Linked DNA regions of Homo sapiens: region 2 is linked to region 1. Evidence: chromatin contacts called from ENCODE Hi-C or POLR2A ChIA-PET data. All regions are on one chromosome and are shown on one strand. Each heading gives the region's core, a stretch centred on a gene start or an enhancer-like site at or near the end of the contact. The rest is flanking DNA. Distances are from core to core; before and after follow the strand shown.

Region 1 (4,453 bases), core at 1,027-3,526:
GTGCGTGTGTGTGTGTGTGTGTGTGTGTGTGTGTGTGTGTGTGTGTGTTGGGGGTGCTCTGAGGCTTCCCTGCCTCCCTCTCCCCTTGCAGCTGAGCTGGGATGAGCTCCCATAGGTGCTGAGCAGCGACTAGCTCAGGGCTGATTGCTCCATCTTAAATGAGGAGCCGTTTAATTTTCCCAGCGAAGCTTCCTTCAGCAGATGAGCTAAGGGAACACGGCAGGCCTATTGGAGGAGGGAACCGCCAGAAAATAAACCCTGAGCCTGGCTATTATTACTTTTTGTTGTTGTTAATTTATCCCCTGCTTGGCTTCTGATAGGCTCCAAGATGACTAAATAAACCCAGGAATCAACTCCCCACCCTCCCAAACTCAATCTTCAGCAAGGGAGAGCTCAGTCTGCGGCATAAATTAGCGGAAGCCAGAGTGTAAAAATATGATTCTGTGAACAAACAAAAGCCTCCAGTCATGAGACCAGCAGTGGCTGAGCTGTTCCCACTGCCGTCAGCTCTGTTTCCAAGCAATTAGAAGGCAGAGGGAGAAGAGCCCGGCAGACCCCCCCAGTGGAGCTGGGAGGGAGGGAGGGGGACAGGGGGCAGCCCTCCAGCGCCCTGCTGCAGCCCTCCAGATGCTTGGAGCTGGTGCTGGGGCTTGCCTGGTAGGCAGGAGAACTGTCTGTCTGGCCCCAGGCTGCTGGGGGACCCCCTCGCCAACCCCCAAGCATGATTTTTGCCTCTTGGCCTCAGTCTCTTCATCTTTAAAATGAGCATAATAACTCCTGGTGGCTTTTCCACCAATCTGTCATGAGGATTAGACAAAATAAAAGGTTGTAAAAGGTTTGAGGAAAAGCAGAGGGAGGTGAGGGGTGATTGCTGGAACTTGCGGCAAGTCGAGGGGCTGCCAGGAGAAGGGGTCCCACTGGAGAACTAGCTTCCTGCTTGAAATCTCCACCCACACCCATTCTGCAGATGTCAAAAGTGAGGCTCAAGAAGGTTGGGCTTGGCCTCAGTTGACTCTCCAGAAATGGAGCCTGCCAGACACAGAAGTCAGTGGCTTCCCCACTCCACCTTGGAGTCAGAGTGCCTTTGGCAAACTGGAACCAGATAACTGAGGCTAGTGTGAGCTGTGGGCTGAGCTGGTGGGCGAGTGTGTTGGTGACCTATGCCTGGCTCATCTGGGCTGAGCTTGGTGACAGACATGGGGCAGTCCACAGCCTGGCACCCGCCAGCATGGTTTAGACTAAAACTACCCTCCATCAGTTCTCTGGCCTCTTATAGGAAGAAATTCTGATCCCAAGAGGGCCCATGTGAGCAAGCCCCTTGATAGGCATTGAGGACCCTGGAATGGCAAGAGACAGTCCCTGTACCCAAAGGGTTTGCAGTCTGCTGCTGGGGACAGGCTCTTGGGCCACCTTCAGGATCGGCCTTGGATGGACAGTGCTTCCCCTGCCTGCAATGCCAAACTGGGGATTCCAGACATGAAAGGGCACAGAGCCAACATTTACTGTGCCCTGATGCGGAGCCTGGTGCTCATCCTGCACCATCCATCCGGTCCGCTCCATGGAGCCGCCTCTCTGTGCCAGGTATGTGGCAGGGAGCAATGCACAGGCACCCCTGCCCTCCTGGAGTGAGGGCGGACAGGCACTGAACAAAACGAAGCATAAGATGTGAGATGGTGCTAAGTGATGTGGAGAAAAAGAAAGCAGGAAAGAAGGTATGGTTTGAAACCCGACCATAATCCTCAAAATACCCCTGGTTTAATCCTCAAAATGCCCCTCATCTGCCAGTTGAGGAAAGTGAGACTCAGAAAGGTTAAGTAGGTTGGTTGCCCAAGGTCATACAGTAGGAACAGAGGCACTAAGATTTGAACCTGAATGTTCTGATAGGGGAGCTCTTTATTCAAATACCAGGCAACCATCACTCCAAATGACCCTGGAGCAGACAAAAATCAATCAGAAATCAATCTAGAGGGTCCAGCAAAGAAGCTAACAGATCAAGGAGTTCCATTTACCCTGGGCAATCAGGAAGGCTTCATGAAGGAGGCAGCAGCACTTGAGGCTGGTCGGGGAGAGCTCCCTGCCACCTCCATCAGAGGCTTCACTGGGCCTGGTGAAGGGTGCTGGTGCAGGCTGGGGCTGCCTCCTATTTCCCTGCCGGCCACCTTCTCTCAGCCAACCCCTTGCCTTCCAGAGCCAACTTGGCTTAGAAATCAAGCAGGGACAAGAAGTTCCCTTCCTGTGCCAGGCCTGCAGCCAGTCCGAGGCTTTGGCCTCTCCTGCTTGCCTACAGATGGCAGAGAAACCTCCAGCCCCGAGTTCTGGGCATCAGCCTGTTGGCCCAGCAGAAAGGCTGCTGGGGGAAGTTTGGCTGAAAAAATGTAGAGTGAAAGAATTGATTTTTTTTAATCTACACAGTCGTAAACATAAACTGGAAGATACATCTCTTCCTTTATGGGAGACAATCAAAAACACAATACGAGTTTATGGAGGGAATGTGTCTTTCTTATACAGGATATTTTCCCCAAAACACTTGGCAGCCTGAAACCACTCCATTCCAGAGACAAGTAATCAAGTGGAAAGAGAAGGGAGGGAGCGGGATCCCAGGGCTTTATGAGCCAGAGGCCCTACTCTGTTAATGACAAAAAAAAAAGGGTGGCTTTGCTCCTCATTTCCCCTGCCCTGGAGACCCAGGGCCTTGTGAGATGAGCCCAGAGACCCACATTCAACCTTTGGCAGCCAAGAGCCAAGGCTGGGCCATAATCCCATGCTGGATTTTCAGTGCAGCACCTCTGGGCATGTCGGGGCTAGGCCCTGTGCTGGAGCTGAGCACACGGATGGATAGCACTTGATTCTTGCCCTTGAGGAACCAGCCAGCCAGCAGGAAGGGGAGAGATTTACGGAACTGATGCTGACGGTAGGCAAAATGAATCAGGAGTGTGTAGACGTCTTTTTCTTCCCCTTCCCCTAAATCTTTACTTCTCTCTTGACCTGACTCCGGGACTCCCAGCCAGACACCCACCAGTAACTGCTCGATAAAACTTGCCCACTGGGTCATTGAAGCAGGGCCTTCCATGGTGGCAGCAGGGCCTAAGATGTGGTTGCCCGGAACCAAATGTTCCTAACTCTCTGCCGCAGAAGACACTTCCAGCCCAGCCACACTCTGGGATAGGCAGTTCTGTGCAAGTTCAGCATCCGCTTCAAGCACTTGAGGCCAGGGATTCCACTTTCTTCCTGGAGTCCAGAGGAGCCATCACCTCCCTGGAGAAGCCCCCCAACCAATGGGTGATGGTGGCCAATATATAACCCGCCCCCCTGACTTCCGTCCTTTAGGCCTTCAGTCCTGGGAGATACCAGGGGAGTAGAGCCCTGCCCTCCACAGCGGCTTCTCTGTTAATGCTCCTTTATATCAGCTTTTCCTCCTTCCCTGTCTCACTACCCAGCTACCCTCTTCCTGAAATCTCCCAATACACTTCCTGTACCCAAGTCCTGGCCCCAGGCTTTAGGTTCAAGGGAGCCCAATCTAAGAAAGCACCCCACCACTTCCATACTCCCCAACAGACAAGATCTCTGGCCTGCCTAGCACCTCTGGAATGTGCTCAAGATAGGTATATTCTCATGGCAAAGGAGAGAGCCCAGCCTCAGTTGGAGGAGACGGGGAGAGGACAGTGGGCCTTCTCCTCCTGGAAGCCATCCCTCCCTCCTTTCCAACTTCAGCACAGATGCCAGGCTCTGGAGCCCAGCGAATGAGGCAGGGCCCAGCTCCACAACCACCTATGTGACCTGGGCAAGTCACTTAATCTCTCAGAGCCCCATTTTTCTCATCTGTAAAACGAAGATGATGACACCCATGCTGAATAGCTGTGAGAACTGGATGAGGTCATGTCTGGGAGTGGATGCACAATCCAAACAGAAACGCATGAACCACTATTTGTATGAATTTCATCTCCCTAGACAGACTGCCAATTCCTTGAAGGCGAGGCCCTTCTTTATTTTTTCCTGTCTCCCCCACAGCTCCAGCATGGAGCTAGGTACCTAGCTCTCATTGAAAACTCCCTGGATGGAGCGGGGATTGGCCCTGAGCCCTGGGCTCCACTCAGACTGGCAAAGCTCTGCATGGCCAGATGATGAGGGCCATTCTGAGCGTGCCTTGGACTGCACAGAGCTGGCCTGGCCCTATGCCTGGTGCCAGTGAGAGGACAAGTTGCCCTCCCAAGTTGGGAACGGACGGTGGGCAGGCCAGAACCTGGAAGAAGTGGTGCTAGCTGACGCAGCCATCCTACCGTCCTGAAAAATCCAGGATGACAGTGTTGGGGGCTTTCATCAGCCCCAAGCTCTTTTTGAGTAAAGGGAAAAAATTGGCTTCCACTCCAAGCCCAACTGCATCCGACATCTGGCAGCTCAAAGTGAAGTGACTCATGCAATCCTTAGATACAAGGAAGTGGGGGGAGGAAAGAGA
Region 2 (4,453 bases), core at 975-3,474, 36 kb before region 1:
AAGACCAACCTGTCTCCATTGCTTTTTCCATGGCAAGGAAGGACCACACGATCAGCCTCAGAGCCAGAGGAGCCCGTGGTCCAGCTCCTGGTGGAAGGACAGTACATGGAGCACAGGTCTCCTTGCCCATTGCACGCGTCTTGCCACCTCTTGGCCGTGGTGGGGGAAGGGTGCAGAATGACATTGATCCCTCGCCATCAGCATAGCAGAAGGGCATCCTTTATTCCAATCTGGCTTCATTTTCTGTGGCTTGGGGAGGTGGGGTTTAGGACAGCTGTTCCACAGACCCAAGAGTCGGGGGAAGCCTAAGCCCTTGGCCATTCAGATCTGGGACTGACCTCCTGCTGATGGTTCTGTCCACTTGGGGACAGTAAGTCATCCCCGGGCACAAGCTCTTCTCATAGAGAAATGTTTGACCCCAGAGTGGCCTTGGATCTGCTGGGATCACCCAAGGATCTATTTTCCAGCCCAACCTTAGTTCTATCCTAAAGTTCAGAAAATTCTTCCTGAATACTCTTTCTCACCTCTACATATTTACTTGTGCATTAAACCCACCCAAGATGCATGCTCCTCTTTAATCTTTTAAGCTACTCTTCTTCATCCTGCAAAGGCTAGGCTCAAACTCTGCCTCCTCTAAGAATCCTGCACTGACTTCTCCAGCCTGCACCAAATTCTTCCTTCCCTCAGCTCCTATGCCCTTACCATGTGAGCCACACATCATCTTGAATGAATACCTAAGTATTTCCTTCATATCTGACTGCTTCGTATATTTTAATTCATACAAAAACTGTAAACTTCTTAAAGTATTGCTTTAAGCATCACAGTGAGCCTCTGCCCTGCTATTGTTTAGCACAGAGCAGGTGCTTAACAAATGGGGAGTGAATGACCGCCTTGAATGGGAGCCTGAGTTTCTTCTTTCCCGCCAATCTGGGAGCTCGCTGAATATAAAGAAGCCACTTTCTTGGCCCACCCATTGCCTGTCATGGGGAACTGGCACAGGATATTGAAAGAATGGGGGCTGATAAAGCTGGCCAGTGCAATCCATCATGGTGAAGCTAAACTGGCTCTCTCCATTGTGGTTGGCAAAGCAAGGCTGCCCCGGATGTCGGTGCTGAGCTCCCTGATTCTTGCATGAATCTTGCCACAGATCCCAGCCATCCTACCCCCTGTGAGGGTCTACACAGGCTCTCCTGTGGGCCCTTGGTTTCCCTCCATCAGGGCCTTGCAGAACCTGGGGTCAGGCTGCCTGGCTGCTGCTTCTGTGGATTCAGGGAGTGGCCACCATGCCCCCTCACTCCTGGTGCAACTCTTCGTGAGGAGGTCTCGAAGGGACACTTTCTTCTCCTTCAGTGCTGCTGCCTCTGTGATACCCACCTGCATGGTGCCTGGCTGACTCCTACTCTCCCAGCTCTGGCCAGCAGGAAGCTGTCTGGGGCTTGCTACACATTGAGCCCACTTCCCTTTGTTCTCTTCCCAAATGCCACCCACCTCCACCTGTGCAGCCTTCTCATTTGGTAATGGAGCTATTTCACATTCCCACAGATCTTGGCAAGGTCAGGTTGCCCAGGTTCCTGTGTCCAAGTCTGCGCAGGAGGGATATATATGTCCTTGGGAAAAGGAGAAGATGTCTCACTTATGCCAATGTTTAACCACCCTCCTCTCCAGGAAGTTCATCCTGTATCTGACCTAGCTCTTTCAGTGCGGCAAAAGCCCAGTTTGCTCAGTGTCCTCCACAGAGCTTGGCTCCTGTCCTCAAGCTCATTCCCTCGCCTCCTCTTTGCCAGATGTGTGGCCAGGACAGGGTCATCCTGTGACCTCACTTTAAATCCCAGAGCCTGGGGAATGGCTTTTATCATCCCCGCCAGTTAGTTCCATCTGTCTTAATTACATTTTCAATTTTGTCACTTACCATCACTTCATATTTCCTTCAGCAGCTGAGCATGCCCACGAGGACCTGGGGGGGTCCCTGCCCTTCCAGGCCACTCAGTGGTTCCCGGCTCCATCACTCAGGACTGGAAAATTGCTGGCTCCTGCCCTGGGGCTGTCTGTAGAGCAGGCTGAATAAATCGCCACCCCGATCCTCTGCCCCAACTAGACAGCGTTGGCTGTGGCCCAAGGCTCTGATCCGGGACTTCCCTGCTGCCAACTCCTCCAGCCGGCTGTCGGCCTGCCTGTCCACTGCCTGCCCATGGGTTTCAGGGTGACCTGGGGCTTGTCTCCAAAACACTGCAGGAAGCTGTGAGTCCACCAGGCTGCCCTGTGCTGGGCACCTGCTCAACTGGCTTCTCGCCTGGCTCTAGCCCTTTCTGAAGTTGCATGAGAATTCAGGCAGCTCGTTTTCCTCCTCTGTGTCTGTATATCCTCTTCTACCAAAGTGTCAGAAGGTCTAAACCACAAGTTTTGGGGAAGAGTAAAGAGGGCCCCCGGAAGTGAAATGAAGGTTAACTATGATATAAGGGAATAAATCACACTTATAATAGCCTTTCATTTTGGTTTATTACCAAGGGAACTAATGAAATTGAATTCATCCACTGTGTTAAACACTCTTTCCCCATGAAAAGTGAATCCTTCAGCCTGGGCCACATAGTGAGACCCATCACTACAAAAAATTTTTAAAAATCAGCTGGGCATGGTGGCACATGCCTGTGGTCCCAGCTACTCAGGAGGCTGAGGAGGGAGGATTGCTTGCACCTTGGGAAGTGGAGGCTGCAGTGAGTCATGATCATGCTACTGTACTCCAGCCTGGGTGACAAAGTGAAATACTGTCTCAAAAAAAAAAAAAAAAAAAACAGACTCCGGTACTAGACTGAACCATGGTTCTGGCACAGACAAAGCTGTGGCCACAGGTTGGTCCCTGTGGCTGTCTAATCTCTGATCCTTCCCTGGACCACTCTCTCATCCTGAACAGTCTAAACCTTGGTCATAAATTGAAACTCGGCCCTGACCCTGGCCAGTTTGGGTCTATCCCCACATCCTAATCACTTACTTCTCACAGAAATGGGTGAAGAGAGAATAGCTGGTTGGGTGCATCCCTAGCCCTGTGCCTGTCATGGGTTCATAGGACGGCCCTTGTTCCCCAGGTCACAGGCCTACTTGAGGCCCCCTGTATGAAGGGTGAATAGTGTTTCTTCCTGGGGAGGAGCTGCAAGGCAGACGAGACAGGGGGCAAGGCAGAATCAGGCACCACTTCATGACCTTGAGGCCATTCCTTGAATGTGTCTGTCCCCATCTTTGTCCTCAGAGTCTTGTAGATACAGCTGAGAACTGTCTCAGAGTCACGGGCCTCTCCCTCTGGAGCAATGCTGAACCTCTCCTTTCCTCCCCATCTCCCAGGCCATCCTTCTGGTCTCTATCCTGCCCCAGCTTAAGAGTCTGCTCCCGGGGTTAACCGCAGGCACCCTGCCACCCTCCTCCTGGCCTTTCACAGCCTTGACCAGGAGAGGCCAAGGTTGGAGGCAGGGTGGGGCAGCTCCCTGGCTGATACAGCTCTGGAGAGAGAAGAGAAAAATGGCCTCCACTGGAGAGCTTTTCTCCTCTCCATCTCCAGCAATGCCTCCTCCAGGAAGGCTTCCAACACCCCTGTATCCTCTGAGCTCTCTCCAGCTTCCCTCAGCATAGACTCAATGGCTCTCATTTGGCAACAGCTACACACAGCCCTGAATATTGCTTTGTCTGCCAATGAGTTTTTATTGCTGCACTCCTGATGGGCAGGTTCAATTGAAACTACAGTAACATCAACACGATGCACGCTAGAGTATTAACACTTCTCAGACCTCATTTTACACTTAATAGCGGTGTGACAGGACATGGGCTCAGCTGCTCGGTGACTTCAACAAGGTAGAAGTTTATTTCTTATCTATGCAAAGGTCCAGCCTGGGTGGCATTTCTGTGACTGCTACCATGATTCTCTGCCATCCTAGGAAGTTGTCCTTGCCACTGCATCCTACCCCCGCTGGCAAGAAGGAGTGATAGTGAATATCACCAGGTAGCATTCAGCCTGCTCCCCCTCCCCGCCTGCTATGCTTTCACTGTATTACAGAGCCTGGAAGCCTCAGTACTGTGTTTGTCAGACTCCTGCCACCAGGATTCTGGATGTCACTAGTTCCAGCCAATGAGCTTTACTCACATGCTATTTGCAAGGGAGAAAGATGGCTGAAGCTGTTCTGCCTTAGGCGGCAGAAGCACCTGGCCTGCAGCCTCTGGCCCCTGGGATCCTCCAGTCCACTGTCTGGCCTCATTGCAGCTGGGGGTGGCTATGACATTGGCAGCAGTTTCCCGGAGCTTCCTGACCTCTGGTTTGTAGCTCCTGTGATGTGACTGGAAACGCTAACAACATCCCACAACCTTCATGCTTCCAGTCCTGCCAAGGAATTTGTAAGCAACCAGATCCCTCTATTAAATCTCTTTCTGTCTGGAATACCTAGAATAGTATTTTCTTCCTGTGCTACACCCA

The links. A loop is a pair of places that touch in the nucleus more often than their neighbours do. ChIA-PET counts read pairs that join two places held with the same protein, here RNA polymerase II (POLR2A). Pooled maps may share reads with other maps.
Region 2: a map of heart right ventricle shows a loop between it and region 1 (2.6-fold over the local background). The contact joins two enhancer-like sites. A Hi-C loop is called at or near these places in 6 of 168 maps with a recorded cell type or tissue (IMR-90, Right ventricle myocardium inferior, endothelial cell of hepatic sinusoid and 3 more) and 5 of 50 pooled maps. POLR2A ChIA-PET finds 5 or more read pairs at or near these places in 2 of 52 experiments (AG04449 and activated naive CD4-positive, alpha-beta T cell).

What each region holds. Positions count from the first base shown.
Region 1 is chr15:73,800,699-73,805,151 of GRCh38, reverse strand. No RefSeq gene overlaps it. Among named protein-coding and RNA genes, the nearest start is that of INSYN1-AS1, 35 kb to the right of the region's middle. Within about 2 kb of position 2,276, at least 10 of the 41 ENCODE cell types and tissues checked have a DNase peak (open chromatin) inside an H3K27ac peak, as active enhancers do; they include heart right ventricle, where a contact is called at or near this core.
Region 2 is chr15:73,836,667-73,841,119 of GRCh38, reverse strand. No RefSeq gene overlaps it. Among named protein-coding and RNA genes, the nearest start is that of TBC1D21, 35 kb to the left of the region's middle. Within about 2 kb of position 2,224, at least 2 of the 41 ENCODE cell types and tissues checked have a DNase peak (open chromatin) inside an H3K27ac peak, as active enhancers do; they include heart right ventricle, where a contact is called at or near this core.